2 separate regions of the Homo sapiens genome follow, and region 2 is linked to region 1. Evidence: chromatin loops called from intact Hi-C (ENCODE). Cell type or tissue: gastrocnemius medialis. All regions are shown on one strand. Each heading gives the region's core, and the rest is flanking DNA. Links, peaks and the distances in the headings are about the cores only.

Region 1 (8,244 bases), core at 2,196-4,695:
TGTAAGGTGAAGCATTTAATTGACTAACAGTATAATTTCATGTATCCAGTTGCCTTATACCTAGATCTCTGGTTTAATCCAGGCAATTTTGCCACTAGTTGGCACAAGAATGACCTCATTTGGACAGACAGGTTTCAACTTATTTCCTTAAAATTTTATGCAGAATGGAAAGGTATTAGGATATCAGTGATAGCTTCTGAATATGCCAGTGTCTCAAGCTCCCTTCTTATGCATAATATATCTCTAGAATTATCGATATTTGCTCCCAAACTAGTGTACCTAGATATAGTGTACTCAATACAAGTATATTAAGAAACCACCAATTTCAGTTTTAGCTCACTGACTCCACAATAAAATAAAAATCAACAATTCAAATTTTATTTATTCTGTTGGAGATTACACTATAAAAATATAATTCCCTCTGGAAGTATGATACAATTTTAAAAGCAGAAGGAAATAAATGTTTTTAAAATGTATTTTATGCAAATTTTCATGCTATATTTTTTCAATCAAGACTGAGAGAGTGTGTTTTAATAAAATATCTAAAACAAATGTAGGTATACACCATTTATTTGGGTAATCTTACAAATCTCTAACTTTGTAGAAGTAATATGGTGTTTATGGAATGTATGCACACACACACACACACACACACACACACACACACACACACACATCTCAGATTCCAGAGATTTAGATCCTAGCTAAAGCTCTGCCAAAAGTTCATTATATTGACCTTAGTCAAGCATAACTTGGTGATTAGAAGTCAAACCCGTGATTGGGTCTTGACTGTGACGTATAGTAGCTGTGTGGTCCTGGGAAAATCAACTGCTTTGAAATATGTTTTCTCATTTGTAAAATGGGAAATAATACTATACACTCTTTCATATAGATTTTGTGATGTTTAAATGTAATAAGATATATAAAGTTTTTAGCACAATGCCTGGCACTAAGTGCTTAATAAATATTAGTGTTTATTAATGCTAGTAAAGTACCTCACTTCTTTGGGCTTCAGATTCTTTACTTGTAAAATAAGGGGATTGGCTTATCACTATAAAATCTCTCCCAACTTAAACTCTACAACTTAAATGAGAAAACCCAATGTCATCCTCCCAGATAGAAATTGTAAAACAAGCCTTAAAAAACGCATGTCACACTCAGTTTTTTTCATATTTTATTTTGGGCTCTCTAAACTTAACAGCATATTTCTAAGCACCACATTCTATCCAGAGTTGCTTAAGTTTGATCAGTTTTCTCTATTGGTCTATGTGTAAATGTCTAGGAAAGTCTCAATTACTATGAAAGCTGGCTATAAGCTAAAACAGCTTTGAGGAGTTTCATATAATATAGGTAATCAGAGAAAAGGTCAAAGGATTTTCCCTTACAATGAATAACATTCATGGTTCACTTACAATTATCTACAATAATGATGTTCTAATTTACAGGTTAAAACACCCTTCAGACTGCTTTTAATCTATGTTTCTAAGTCAAAAACTTTTATGTGATATTGGGATGGTACCTCAAAGTGAGGCAGGAGCCAAAGTGAAATATGTGAAAAACCTCTGTATGAAACCATAATCACACTGTCATTCAAGTAAAACGAGCTCTGCAGAAGAATGCAATTTGAAGCCTGAAGGATAGGAAAGTGACAACCAATATATAATAGCAATTGTAACAACCATCACAAAGGTCATCTCTGATTCAAGAGATGTACACATGAAAACTATCAGGAATAATCAATATAAGATAGCAATTGTAGATAAAATGTAATAAAAAGTGAGTAATTTGTGTATTTTTAAAGATACATGATACAATGTCACCAAAGAGAAGTATAGAACAGTGGAATACCTCTTTATTTAGTATTTTTCAAACTGAGAAGATTACAGACAGAACCTCTTCTGGGATAGTGTTCCCTCCCTTGATCTTGTTTATGAGGACATGATATATTTGAAGGCCACCCAGTAAATAGAGATCTGTGTAATTTCTTTCCTCTGACTTAAATTCAGGTTTATTTAGTCATTGGAGGGTCTCTTGCCTGACCAACGATGAATAAGCTTTCACATGTATACAGTTCTCTCTATAAAAATACTGCTTCATTTCCCAGGAAATTGTTTTCTAGGGGAAAAAAAAAGAACATATATAGCTACAGCTATTTTGATTATTCAGTTAGGTGCTATGGGCAGATAATAAAGAAATGGATGTCATGGTCCCAACCCTTAAGGAAGGGTTTAAAATCCATTTGAGGATTCCAGTCTAACACACACACACACACACACACACACAACAACAACAACAACAACAATAACAAAGGAGACAATACAAAGCAGCCTACAAGCAACTAACAAAGACAATAATTGACGTGGGAATTCTAGGAAAAGTGAGGTCAGTAACACTTGCATTAGATTAATTTGGAAGGCACTTGTGGAGGGGTGGAATTTGAGTTGAGTTTCCAAAGTGGGTAAGATGTGAATTATGTAGAAGGAGGACATCCTACGTGGAGGGGACAGTAATGGTATAAGGAGCAAAGATATAAAGGTAGATTGTTCTCACTAACTGAACATTAAAGAGAGTTGTGCCCTGAAGAATAAAGGAAAATAAGGCTCCTGCATTACAATGAGGCCAGATTATGAAGTTCTTTAAAATTCGGGTGGAATTAGGCTTGAAACAATAGAAAATAAGGGGCCAAGAATATGTTGGTTAAAGAAAGTGATTTGTTGAAAGAAGTGTTCACAGACCACTAAGGATTTGGGGCACAGGTGAAGACTGCCTAGGAAGCTCCTACAGTGACTACATGGGTGCTGATGAGAATTTAGATTGTAAAGGAGGAACGTGTGAGAAGGCTTTCAAAGGAAAATTTACCAGTACTTGATAATCCCTTAACTATGAGAAATAGAGAAAAATCCAGATTCCTCTGTAAAATTGTCAGGAGTCTATGATCAGACTGTGGAGGGCAATTAATAACAATACTGTACAATCTATTCATCAATAATAGACAGGCAGGTTGTTCTTCATTGTTCCCCACAACTGCTGAGTAATAAAAGCCTTAATATAAGTAATATAACAGCCTTCCCAATGAAGGGGTGCGGGAAAGGGCTTCTCAAAATAATATTTGACTTCAGTGATTCTAGCAGAGACACAGAGGAAGAAGATGGACTCAGCACCAAACTTGATATGGAGACTAAATATTTATAAGAGATTGTCCCAAGAAGAGAAAAAGGCAAGAAAGGAAAATTTCTTACTCTGAGCCTCCACAATGGACTTCATTCTGAGTCTTTCCAAAGAATTTAAGGTTCAAAATCATTGTCACCTCAAATCAGAGCTCCTTTAAGATTAAAAGTTAGATTCATTTGAATAATTAGTGTTTATTTTTCCAAACAGTTTCTTATCTGATAAACTTCTATTTCACAAATTCTTCTAGAGTTCATTCCGTTATTCAACATCTAATATCTGGAAATTTAGAATGTGCCTTCTCAAATTTATAAGGCTCATTTTGAAGCTGGATTTACTCAGTAGGCCAGTTTAAACTAAATGGCAGATCTCTCCCCATCAACTGGTGCTTGAAACATCACAAGGCCTGGGATGTTCCCTGGGTCTCTACTTTCCAAATTCAGCACAGAAATGGCTCAGCCCCACCTCTTCCAGTGAAACCGAAACAGCGCCTGTGCAAACTCCACGCCTATTCTCCTCACAGTGACCCACCCCGCCCCCACCAAGGTGCTAATGCGCAGGCGCTACGCTCTCAGTGCCTTTGAGTAGGGCTGTGAGAAATCTACTGTCCAGTGAAATCTAGAAGTGGTAGAATTCAATCCCCTCCTTTCTTCGGAGGCAGAGGCGCCACTTCCTCCTACTACCCGTCCAGAAGCGCGTCCCAAACATCGCTCTCTCTCCGAGCAAGGTCCTTCGCTCTCTGGCAATCCCCATTGTATCCCTATCCGCAGCTCGTTTCTAATCTCACTCAGCCGCCAGCCTTCGCTAGGAGGATAGAGGCACTTGGCTCCCTAGGATCCGCACCAGTTTTTTGTCTGCCTGTTTAGGCCACGGAACCTATGGACCCCCCCACCCCCAACCTCGCCCCAAACTAGGAAAAGCATTATCCCGGTGCTTTGCCCTCCCTCCTTCGCCCTTCTCACCCACTTAGTGTTGAGTGCTTACCTCGGGTGTGGTGCGGTTACGAAAGGAATCAGCGGAACCCAGATCAGGCCGCTGCTGGGGCAGGCGGATTCAGCGAGATTTTTCCTGGGTCTCCAGTGCCGCTTCAGACAATGAAATCAGCGTGTCCGATCATCAATTCTCATCATGATCGTGACGTCACAAAAGACAGCGGCCAATGGGAGCCTGCGATCAGCTCAGGACAGTCCCTGGCCTCAGCCCAGAACCCAAGAGTTGGGAGGGGGGAAGAGAGATGGCTGCCTGCAACTGGACTGCCTCTTCCTCACACAAATCAGCTACATCTACGGCCAGGGCTCTCTATACCTTCCTGAATAGCTGTGAACACCGAGCATCCCTGTGACTATAGTAGTTACATGCCAGCCATTTGAGCAGGTGCTGCCTGGCCTTCCAACTTGACATTGGGTTTTAACAAAATTGTTACATGCTGCCAAAATCAAATGATAGCATAAGGAAATACAGTCCTTTGTGGTCAGTGTTCGATTGACAGGTAAATATTCAGTTTTACTAAAATCAATAAGGTGTCCATCGAGCCTTTAGAATTTTACAGTAAAAGCAAGTGTACTATTATACGTGACTGGTTGGCTCTGATGACTGAGGAAAGAAACTATGGTTTTTATTCATCCAACCTCAATTCCTATTCTGGCAGAAGCTTCTTGGGTGATCACCATTATACCATTCCAGAAAAGAAGTCAAGCCACATGTTACATCATTTAACAGTCACTTGATATACTTCCCAGATTTGCTGGATGCCATGAGAGATATAGAATTCATTGATTCTCTGCTATCATAGAACTTGCAACATCGTTTGGAAGACAAGATTAGCACACAGTAAATATTCACAACAATAAAATAAAGTACATGATCATGTGCTCAGTCATTAACTACAGACAAGAGCTACATTATTTAATTATTGGAGACATCAGTGAGGTGAAAAGTCAGGGAAGCATTTTATGTAATTAAAACTTGAGATGGTTCTTGAATGGTGGATAAGAGCAGATGGAAGTCACCGTCTTAAAGGGGAAAGATAGGCAAAGGTAGAGACGTATAAATTCATATGATGTGAGGAAGCCCATGATGAAATCAGCTTGACAAATAGAGGGCATATGCTGAGGACTAGTGGTAGATGGAATTGGCTAATAATAAAAGCCTTTGAAAATAGGCAGATAACTTTTATTTGATTAAAAGCCACCAAAAGCCATAAAGCATGTGACCTCAATCCTCTATAGTCAATTATCTACAGAGGAGTTTAGGTGATTTTTTAAAACAAAAGCCAGATTATGCTCAACTTCAGATTGTTCAATGGTTTCCTTTCACATATACAATAAAATGCAGATTTCTTACCATGTCCTCAAAGCCCTAAATGATCTGGCCTCCGCCATCTTTCTGACCTCACCTCCTGTCACTCAGCCACTAATTCACAAATATATTAATCTTCTATTTCTCAAACAAGTCAAGCTCATGTCCACAGCAGTGACCCTGTACTGTTGTACTGTCTGATCTTTATATGACTTACTCCATCACTTGATTGAAATCTTTGCTCAAATGCAACCTCTTTAAAGAGGTTTTCCTATTTAAAATTGTGATATCCTTAACACTCTCTATACCCTTTTTTCTGTTTCATTTTTCTTCATAGTATTTATTATTATTAAATGTATTTTATATATTTAGTTATTGCAAATGTAAGCTCTATGAAGGCAGGGATTTTTGTCTGTTTTGTTTATTATTATATCCCTCAAATCTAGAAAGCCTCTAAATACAAAGTAGACAAATAAGTAAGTACGTATTGAATGAATGACTGAAAGCACATTTTTCAAGTCATTAATTTGCATTTTCAGTAACATTGCGATAGGCTGGAGTGAGAGAGACCAGTTAGACAGTTGTAATGCTAACCCAGCTTCTAGGTGACACACCCCTAGATTAGGGTGTTAAAAATGATGAAATATGAGACTTTCAAAGAAGGAATTATATGGGTAAAGTGGAGGATTCAGAAAAAGCCTATTGATAATTGATTAACGTATTCATAAATTACGTTTATGAATTACCTGAAACTGAAGTGATATGAGAAAAAGGATCAGAGTCCCTACCCTTGAAGGGTTTATAATGCAAAGACACAAGAAGACTTGTATGAAATCACAGTACAAATAGAGGCAATTAAATTAATCCAATTTTTCCTTCCTCTTTTCCCCTCTCACTCTGTAGCTAAGCCACTAGTATGTTTGAAGACTGTACCTTCAAATTAGGCCCCAAATCTGAATACTCTGTACCTCCTCTATCACCGTTACACTAAAGTCACTGTAACTTCTAGTTTGAAATACTGCAAAAGCATCTTACATCGTTTATTTTCTTCCACTCTTGTCCTTCTTCAAAAGTTTCTCTTAACATCAGTCAAAATATTCTTTATAAAGTTTGAATCAGACCATATCACTACCTGATTTAAAGCCCTCCAAATGCATCTCATTACATTAACAATAAAGTCCCAAGTCCTTTCTATGGTGTATTTCCCACCATTTGTTCCTGCCCTGGCTCATTATGCTGTAGCTACTCTGGTCTTTTTGGTTATCTGTTTTCTCTCTGGAATGCCTATTTCCTCTTCAGAGACTTTGCATTTGCTATTATTTCTTGGGAAACTCTTTCCCCAGATCTTCACATAGCATACTTCACATAATTCAGGCTGTCTGCTAAAATGTTACCTTCTCAGATGGGACTTCATGGACCAATCAATTTAAAATAGCATTGCCCCACCACCACCACAATTATCTGTCTCCTGTATCTTCTTGCTGTGCTTAATTTTTCTCATATCACTATGGAAAAATACATTATTAGTTTTGTTGGTTAGTTATTTTGCCTTTCCCCAACAGAATGAAAAGTTCAAGGGGGTAGGAAGTTGCCTCTCTTATTACTGTTATATCTCCAGTACCTAGAGTTGTAGTGGTACCTAGCATTAAGTAGGCACTCAATGGGTCTTTGTTGAATGAATAGATAGGGGAGAGCATAGATTGTGTAGTGCAGTAATAGGTATTCAGGGATGAGAGATGTTTTCAATACATGCCTAAGATACCGGTACCTGTCCTGTTCACAATATATCAATTAAAAGCATGTTTATTGAACTTGTAAGTAAAAAGTATCTAAGTAGAATAATTAAACCATGGATATTAACCAAGATTTCAAAGATCTCAAAAGACTCAACAAACAAATGCAATAAAATGAAGTTTGACATGGATAAACAGTAAGTCTTGATTCTAGGTTTACAAAAATCAGTTGCATAAGTACAGGAAGGGCAATAAACACCTAAGTTGGGAAGTTCATCTAAAAATTCTGTAAATTCAATATGAACTGGTATAACAAAGCTGTTAAACAAGATAATTCATACTTAAACTACATTAATAAAAAGTTATTATCTGAATCAAGAGAGTTAAGGGTTCTACTAGTCTCTACCCTAGTCAGACCACACTTGGTCTCTTCTGTTGATTATCCTTATTTTAAAATAAACATTCACAAATAGCTGCATTTAGAGAAGAAAAACCAGGATGATGAGGCATCTAAAAAATACATGATTTGAGGCAAGTCTCCAGGAGCTGAGGATGCTTAGCTTAAAGAGGAGAAGATCTCAAGAATATATAACTACCTTCAAATATTTGAAAGACTGCTGAGCAAAGACAAATGTGACTTATGTTGTGGTTTTCCAGAGGGCACTACCAAGGCCAAAATGGATAACTGATGGGAAAAAAAAGTCTCAGCTTAAAATTCAAGTGTTCAAAAATGATAGAGACTGTTTTGTAAAGTCAAAAGGCCTCAATCACTGGGAATGTTTCAGTGACCATCAGTCAGCAACGTTGAAGGATTATCTATATTGAGTGACTGCTAAAGTTGATTTCAACACAAAATTTACCGATTTTTGGATTATGTCAGAAGGAAGTTAGTCAGGAAAATGCCTTAAAGAAAAAAGTGAGTTTGGTATTTTAAGATTTGGTTTAGTCTGGTGGAGCTGAATCTAGGTTGGGGTACCACTAATAAAAGATAACCAATTTACTGCTCTCCCATTCTTCATTGGGGGAAAAAAACATGTTCACAGTG
Region 2 (8,244 bases), core at 3,400-5,899, 500 kb after region 1:
CCCTACATCAGAACAAATAAATACCAATATCCAAGGGTGGGATCCAGGAATTCTCATTTTATCAAATTATGCAGGTGATTCCCAAATACACTAACTTTTGGAACATCTGGTCTGGCTCAGCTCCTTCAAGATTCTGCCTTTAGAGGCCAAGATTTTATTTTGATGCTAATACTTTCCATTATACAAAGCTGCCTTTTGTGCCCAAAGCAATTAGTGGCAATTGATAAACTTACAATAATAAATCAAGGAATATTTAAGAATAAATAACCTAAAAGAAAATCCAAATTCTTTATATAGATCTGGTTCCTGCCAGACTCTTCTATCACTTTCTGCCTTACTTATGGTGCTCCAGTAAGTTTATTCTCACCTCACGGTCTTTGCATTAGTTGTTCCTTCTGCTTGGAGTGCTCAAACATTAACATGAGTAGACTCACGTTTTACTCAAGACTGCTGAAACATCTGCTCCTTCAAGAGGTATTCCCAATCTAAAGTAACTTTCACCCCAAACCAGAGACTAAATACTATAGTCACTCTCTGTAGTATTTATCAGCATTTAAAATAATCTTAATTTATTTACTGTCTTAGTCAAAATATACTTAAGCTCCCTGGGACCAGGGATTGTGTCTGTGTTGTTCATTGCCTCAAGCCCAGTATATATTTTTTCTGACTTTTTAAATATTTCTGCCACTAATTGGGACATCACATAGACATATTCTGAGAATTACACTTCTTTTTATTCTCATACACAATAGTTCCATGTCCTATAGATCATTCTTACGTAAAGTCAAAGCATTTAGTTGACAAAAACATGCCAGTCATAAGCTTCCATATTTGTGGATAAGGTCATAAAAGCATTGAATGCATTCCATTGATTTATTCTTGATTGTTCATATAGGAAAAGATGAGTGTAAGGAAATTATGAATTTTTTTCTATTTTTGGATTGAAAAAGTTAATATTGTTTTTATTTATTTACTTTTTTAAAAACTTTTATTTTAGGTTCTTGGGTACATGTGCAGGTTTGTTATATAGGTAAAATTGTGTTATAGGGGTTTGTTGTACAGATTATTTCATCACCCAGGTACTAAGCCTAGCACCAAATAGTTATTTTTTCTGACCCTCTCCCTCCTCCCACCCTCTACCCTCAAGTGGGCCCCAATGTCTGTTGTTCCCCTCTTTATGTTCACATGCTCTCATCATTTGGCTCCCGCTTATAAGTGAGAGCATGTGATATTTGGTTTTCTGTTCCTGCATTAGTTTAAAATAAAGGCCTCCAGCTCCATCTATGTTGCTTCAAAGGACATGATATCATTCTTTTTTTGGCTGTGTAGTATTTCATGGCATATATGTACCACATTTTCTTTACCCAGTCTATAGTGATTGGGCATTTACGTTGATTCCATGTCTGTTATTGGGAATAGTGCTGCAATAAACATATGTGTGTATGTGTCTTCATGATAGAACCATTTACATTCTTTTGTGTATTTACTCGGTAATGGGATTGCTCAGTTGAATGGTATTTCTGTTTCTAGCTCTTTGAGGAATTGCCACACTGCTTTCTATAATCGTTGAACTAATTTACACTCCCACCAACAGTGTATTAGTGTTCCCTTTTCTCTGCAACCTCACCAGCATCTGTTATTTTTTTGACTTTTTAATAATAGCCATTCTGACTGGTGTGAGATGGTATCTCATTGTGATTTTGATTTACATTTCTCTAATGATCACTGATATTTAACTTTTTTTCATATGCTTGTTGGCCGCATGTATATCTCCTTTTGAGAAGTGTCTGTTCATGTCCTTTGCCCACTTTTTAATGGGGTTGTTTGATTTTCTTGTAAATTTGTTTAAATTCCTTACAGAAGCTGGATATTATTTTCTCCCATTCTGTAGGCTATCTGTTTATTGATGGTTTCTTTTGCTGTGCAGAAGCTCTTTAGTTTAATTAGATCCCATTTGTCAGTTTTTGCTTTTGTTGCAATGATTTTGGTGTCTTTGTCATGAAATCTTTGCTAGTTCCTGTGTCCAGAATGGCATTGCCTAGGTTGTCTTTCAGGGTTTTTATAGTTTTGAGTTTTACATTTAAGTCTTTAATCTATCTTGAGTTAATTTTTTATTATAGTATAAGGAAGGGGTCCAGTTTCAGTCTTCTGCCTATGGCTCACCAGTTTTCCCAGCACCATTTATTGAATAGGGAGTCCATTATTGGGTATATACCCAAAGGAATATAAGTCATTCTACTATAAAGACACATGCATGGGTCTGCTCATTACAGCACTATTCTCACTAGCAAAGACATTGACTCAACCTAAATGCCCATCAACAGTAGACTGGATAAAGAAAATGTGATACATATATACCATGGAATACTATGCAGCCATCAAAAACATAAAAAAGAATAAGATCATATCCTTGGCAGCACCATGGGTGGAGCTGGAAGCCATTATCCTCAGTGAACTAGTGCAGGAACAGAAAACCAAATACTGCAGGTTCTGACTTATAAGTGGGAACTAAATGGTGAGTATGCATAGACATAAAGATGGAAACAATAGACACTGGGGCCTACTTGACGGTGGAAGGTGGAAGGAATGTGAGGATTGAAAAACTACCTATCAAGTGCTATGCTTATTACCTGGGTGAGGAAATAATCTGTATGTCAAACCCACTTGACATGCAATTTTCCTGTATAACAAACCGGCACATGTACCCAAACCCAAAATAAAAGTTAAAGTTGGAAAAGAAGCAACAACAACAACTACAACAACAAAACATGGGTGTTATTGAAATTCCTGAAATTTTTGGGAAATAAGATTGTTATAAATTTATTCTAAGCTTATTCACAATTTTAAGACTTTTCTTATTTGCCTGTTGATTATTGTGAAATAAACCTGACTGATATTAAAATCAATAAAAAGTGTGCATCAATCAGTTATGAACAAAGTTAGCTTGACAAATCTAGGTATACCATTTATTTAATATGCAGAAATGTTAAATTTGGATGAAATTATTGACAAATACACAGAGGTTAAGGCTCAAAAACAGAAACTGTAATATTATTATTCATTCCTGTGGCAGACCACTATGTAGATATAAGTATTTTTCCTTTGAAAAATACATTAATGCAATTAAAACACCTTGATCCATTTTTTTCCTTTTTTGGTTCTGTACTATTTATTTTGCATTTTATTTTTATATTGGCATATATATGTATGTATATGTTTATATTAAGTTCAATAAAAGAAAATAGTCACTCAATGTTTCTTTTGTAGCCAGTATTATTAGTTTCATTTCATCATTATTTCTTAAAATAATTTTGTCATTTACAGGACAGTTCTGTTAAAAAGGATCTGTTTTGGGTATGAAATGTGATAGGTATCAACTAATGCCTAGTATATAGTTTGCACATAATAAATATTTGTTGATTGAATGAATGAATACATGAATTAATATTGGGACTGTTAATGGGCATATTATGAGCATCTTCTTTCCTCAGAATCCTTCAGGGAGGCCTACAGCAGACCTTGCTCCTGTTGTGAATATTGCAATATACCCTTAGTATATTCTCCTGATAGCACCAAAATCATCCTTTAAAAATGTAAATTAGATCACATCACACCTTTGCTCAAAATCCTCCAATGATTTCCCATCTTATTCAGCATAAAATCCAAATTTATTTTGGCGGCACGAAAGCCCCTACACTGTGTTACTTCGCTACCTCTGAAATTATTGCTCCAGCCTCACTGGACTTTTTCATTGCTGTTCCTTCCGTATGCAACCCTCTTCTCTAAATTCCTCCAGGACTTTTATCAAATGAGCTTATCAGAGTCTTTCTCTCATTGATATAAACCAGTAAACTCCCACCTCATTCCCATACTGTTTTATTTTCCTTCATAGCATTTGTCTCTTTTTTAAAATTTATTATTTATTTTTATTTATTTATTTATTTTTTTGAGACGGAGTCTCGCTCTGTCGCCCAGGCTGAAGTGCAGTGGCGCGATCTCCGCTTACTGCAAGCTCCGCCTCCCGGGTTCACGCCAGTCTCCTGCCTCAGCCTCCCGAGTAGCTGGGACTGCAGGCGCCCGCTACTACGCCCGGCTAATTTTTTTTGTACTTTTAGTAGAGACGGAGTTTCACCGTGTTAGCCAGGATGGTCTCGATCTCCTGACCTCGTGATCCGCCCGTCTCGGCCTCCCAAAGTGCCAGGATTACAGGCGTGAGCCACCGCGCCGGCCTCATTTGTCTCTTTTACTCCTGTAATCATAAGCTCTGTGAGGAAGCCACTATGTTTTGTCTATGCCCCGAACAACTGCCCGGCACAGAGTATGCTCTCCGTGACTTAGTTTTAGAATGAATGAACTTACCCATGTTTCGCAGAGGTAATAAGTTGTTTTTCTTACTATATAATTAATTATTAAAGCAGCTACATTTGGGTATTAAGTCCTTATCTGGACATATCACATATGCCCGAAACAAAATAATTAAAAGTTCTGCACCCAGGAAAATAACTCCCAACTGGACTATTGATAATGTTCTGGAAGGCTTTATCTGGGACCGGGAGGGTCAACCACAGGGGTGAACAGTTTCTCCAGAAGACAGCTGACCGAAACCGCAGCAGTTGCCAAGGCGGCTGGAGGAGGGCGGAGAAAAGGCGGTAACTGGCAGGCAAGGGGCGTAACGGGGTGGGGCTGTCCTAAGGGAAGCCTAGTCGAACTGATTTGTCCCTCTCTGCTCTCCGTCTGAAAACCTTGGCCGAAAGGGTTGTAGACATGGCGGCCATCAGGGTAAGCGAAAACCAACTTGCTTAATTTCTGTGGGTGCCGATAGCATCCCGGTAACTGTAAAAGGGATCCTACTAACTTCTGAAGGAGCCCTGAAACAAGGGGCAGGGTGGAGGTGGGTTTTGAGATAATTGCAATCTTTATCGTTTGAAGCCTCAAGACACCTGCCTTTCCCCATTAGGGTTTTATCAGCCTGGGACGCTGCTCCCTCAATCCCCTGTGGTTGTCGATTTACACAGTGGCACAGTACAAAACTGGGAAACGGCTGGGTGAAAATGGCTGGCCAGGCGACGAGCCGCAGTAGACGTTTCGGTCTTCAGCTGCAATAAAGAGAAAAATATATATATAAACTTGGCATTTGTCTCGGCGCACAGGGCAAGGCCACATGACCCTATGGAAGGACTTTGTTGAAACATTTGGGGTGAAACTGACCAGGATAGAGAGGTCCCATAGTCTTTCAGCAGTGCGCTGGTTTACACATAGTGTTGTTGCTTTCTGTGCTCGAATAACCTGTTCCTTTCGAGTTTTACGCTTGGGAAAGGTGCCTTTACTTGGGAGTCCGTGTACAGTGAGTGACTCAGCTGGCAGCTTGCTGCAGTTCCCTAAGTAGTGTTTAATAATGGTAGTCTACAGATATTTACGTAGCGGGTTTTAATTGTAAAATATTCTGTTAGGCTTGCAGGAGATACAGTATGAATAATTCAGTTCCGCTGAAGTTTTAAGTCGGCAGCGTCTACAGTTCTGGTTCTCATACTTCATCTGAGTTATTTGAACAACCTCCTACCTGAACTTGCCACCTCAAGCCTGGCTCTCATGTAATCTGTTTTCCTCTGTGTTGCCAGAGTACATCTACCAAAATGCAAATTTGATTTTTGCCTCCCCCCGCATTTAAAAAATTTTATGGGCATGTCATCATCTCCCCTCTGGGGTCAGGCCATACTCTTATGTCTAGAACATCTGATTTTACCTAGACTTTCCAGCCTCATCTCTTGTCACTCAGGAACCCTCCTCCTGTCGATACTGAGCTGCTTGCTTGACCCCGCCATGCTTTTTTACGTGCTCTTTCTCTGGGCCTAAAGTGCCTTTTCCCATGCTTATCTAGTTGTATTTATAGTTCATTCATTCATTCAGCAGCTATTTGTGTACAGCCTCCCCATATGCAAAACACAAAAATGCCTTGTTTAATAGTGTCCTTGATCTCCCCAGTCTATTTTATTTTATTTTATTTTTTATTTTTGAGACGGAGTCTCTCTCTGTCTCCCAGGCTTGAGTGCAGTGGCGCGATCTCAGCTCACTGCAACCTCCACCTCCCGGGTTCAGGCGATTCTCCTGCCTCAGTCTCCTGAGTAGCTGGGACTACAGGCGCATGCCAACCATGCCCGGCTAAATTTTTTTATTTTTATTTTTTAGTAGAGACGGGGTTTCACCATGTTGGTCACGCTGGTCTCGAACTCCTGACCTCGTGATTCACCCCCCCCCCCCCCCGGGCCTCCCAAAGTACTGGGATTACAGGCGTGAGCCACCACGCCCGGTCCTCGCCAGTCTATTTTAATAACTCTTGTTTGTGCTCCCAGAGGACTCTGGGCACACTCTTAACCAAGCATTTATTCCACTGCACATATAGACTACTTACTTGTCTGTTCTAGCTACCTAAACTATAAGCTCCTTGAAGACAGTAATTATATTAACCTTTGTATCCGTAGTACCTAGCACAGGTCTGATGTATATTAGGTAGTCAACATGTTCTACATGAATAAAGTGCCAGGCAATGAGGACAGAAGAGATTAAGTGGTGGAGATATAACACATATAACACAAATGACTGTGATTCAGAGTAAGGGGAGTTTCTTACCTGAAGAGAAGTACAAAGTGCTCTGACGCTCAAAAGGAGAGAGCTCACACTTGGTTTGAAGAGAGTAAAAAGAGGCTTCATGGAGAAGGTGCAGAGACAGAAGGAATGGTCAGTGGCAAAAAGCAAACCAGAATAGTGTGTTTTCATTGAGAAGAAGAGAGTTGAACAGTCCTTTGATTTCACCATTAATAAGTTGCTGCTGTTATCATTTATTAAGTGCTTACTCCAGGCCAGGCACTATGCTAAAACACGTTACATGTGTTAATTCACTAATTCTCAAGACAACTTTATGTGGTGGGTATTATTACCATTTTACACATGAAAATTAAGGTTTAGAGAAGTCAGATTATTCAAAACCATGCTAATAAGAGCTGAAGTGAGCTAAAGAGATAAATAGAGTGGTAGAGGAACAACCAAGATTGTATGGGGTTAAGAAAAGAATAAGGGATGGAGAACTGGCATTCATTTAGCACCCACTTTGGCCAGATGATTTACATATATTATTTTAGTTTAATCCTCTTGATGACCCTAAGAAATGGGTAATATATCCATTTTACAGATGGAAAAACGGAGGCTTAGAAAAACTGCTTGCTCCAGGTCATACAACCACTAAGTGGAAGAACTAGGTTCAAACAGTATATTTATCTCCAAAGTCTTTCCACTCCTCCTTGCTTCCTCTGGAAAGGAGTTATACATTACTCTTTAGAGAAGTTTGGTGGTGAAAAGAAGGAACAAAATCTTGGAATGAGGGTAGCAAATTCCAGAAAAGGTGTCTTTTAATTAAAAAAAAAAAAAACTAAAAACAAAACAGGAGACAGAAGACTTGAGCTACTTTGGAGACAAGGGAAAATGTACCAGGAGGTATCTAGAGGGAAAGATAATAGTATTTACAGCTATTGTGTTATTGAATATTGACTACGTGCTAGGAATTTTGCTAAGCACTTTATGTGGATTCTCTCATTTATGTTTCACATTGGCCCTATGAGTAGGAATTTATATTAATCACTTTTTACAGGTAGGGAAACAGAAGCTTAAAAAGGTCAAGTAACTCCAAGGTCACACAGGAGTAAAGTGGTAGAGCTGGATCTGAAATCACATGGTATGAGTCCTGAACCTGGACTCTTAACCATACTTTGTAAGAAAGTGGTAAAATCAAGAGAACAAGTGGAGGGATTAACCTTGCAAAGAGGAGACACACTTTGCTTCAAAGGCCAGAGTTGGTCGAGATAGAAGGTGAAGATACCAAGTGATTTTGAAGAACGGAGGAGGTAGAGGAGGGAGCTCACATTGGAGGTCTGTATCTTCTGGGTGGAAGGTCATCTGCTGAGAGGAAAATATGCCTTTAGGAGTTTAAGAATGGGATAGGCTTGGAAAAGGTGCTTTAGGAAATTCAGTAAAGTATCAGTAGACATTGAATAAAATATTAATAATTGCTGAGAAGTGAGGGCCTGGCTAATGTTGGCTCTAGTAGTGACTTTCTCCAGCAGTGCTCACAGCATAGGAGGGGAAGAGGAGACAGTGGGGTTGCTCCAATGCTGAGTGTTGTCAAAGTGAGAATGATAGAAGATCTAGGGAATTTATCCAAATAGTCATCCACTGTGGATAAGGAGACAAAGA

Evidence for each region. A loop is a pair of places that touch in the nucleus more often than their neighbours do. Peaks named below come from ENCODE experiments on the same cell type or tissue, not always from the same donor. Only the 100,000 strongest peaks of a DNase experiment are listed, where the experiment ranks them.
Region 2: it touches region 1 in a loop (10-fold over the local background); 2 of 110 quality-filtered maps call a loop at or near these places.

Annotation. Positions count from the first base shown.
Region 1 is chrX:84,498,190-84,506,433 of GRCh38, forward strand. HDX (highly divergent homeobox) reads right to left here and starts at 4,264. Exons shown (of 11, transcript NM_001177479.2): 1 at 4,153-4,264. RefSeq lists a silencer at 4,288-4,437. In gastrocnemius medialis, for the core only: no CTCF peak of the experiment used is centred there; DNase peaks (open chromatin) are centred at 3,692 and 4,312; H3K4me3 peaks cover 1,132 bases; H3K27ac peaks cover 1,568 bases.
Region 2 is chrX:84,999,149-85,007,392 of GRCh38, forward strand. It overlaps APOOL (apolipoprotein O like), which reads left to right and starts at 4,729. Exons shown (of 9, transcript NM_198450.6): 1 at 4,729-4,779. The coding sequence starts at 4,765. In gastrocnemius medialis, for the core only: no CTCF peak of the experiment used is centred there; a DNase peak (open chromatin) is centred at 4,663; H3K4me3 peaks cover 2,311 bases; H3K27ac peaks cover 1,829 bases.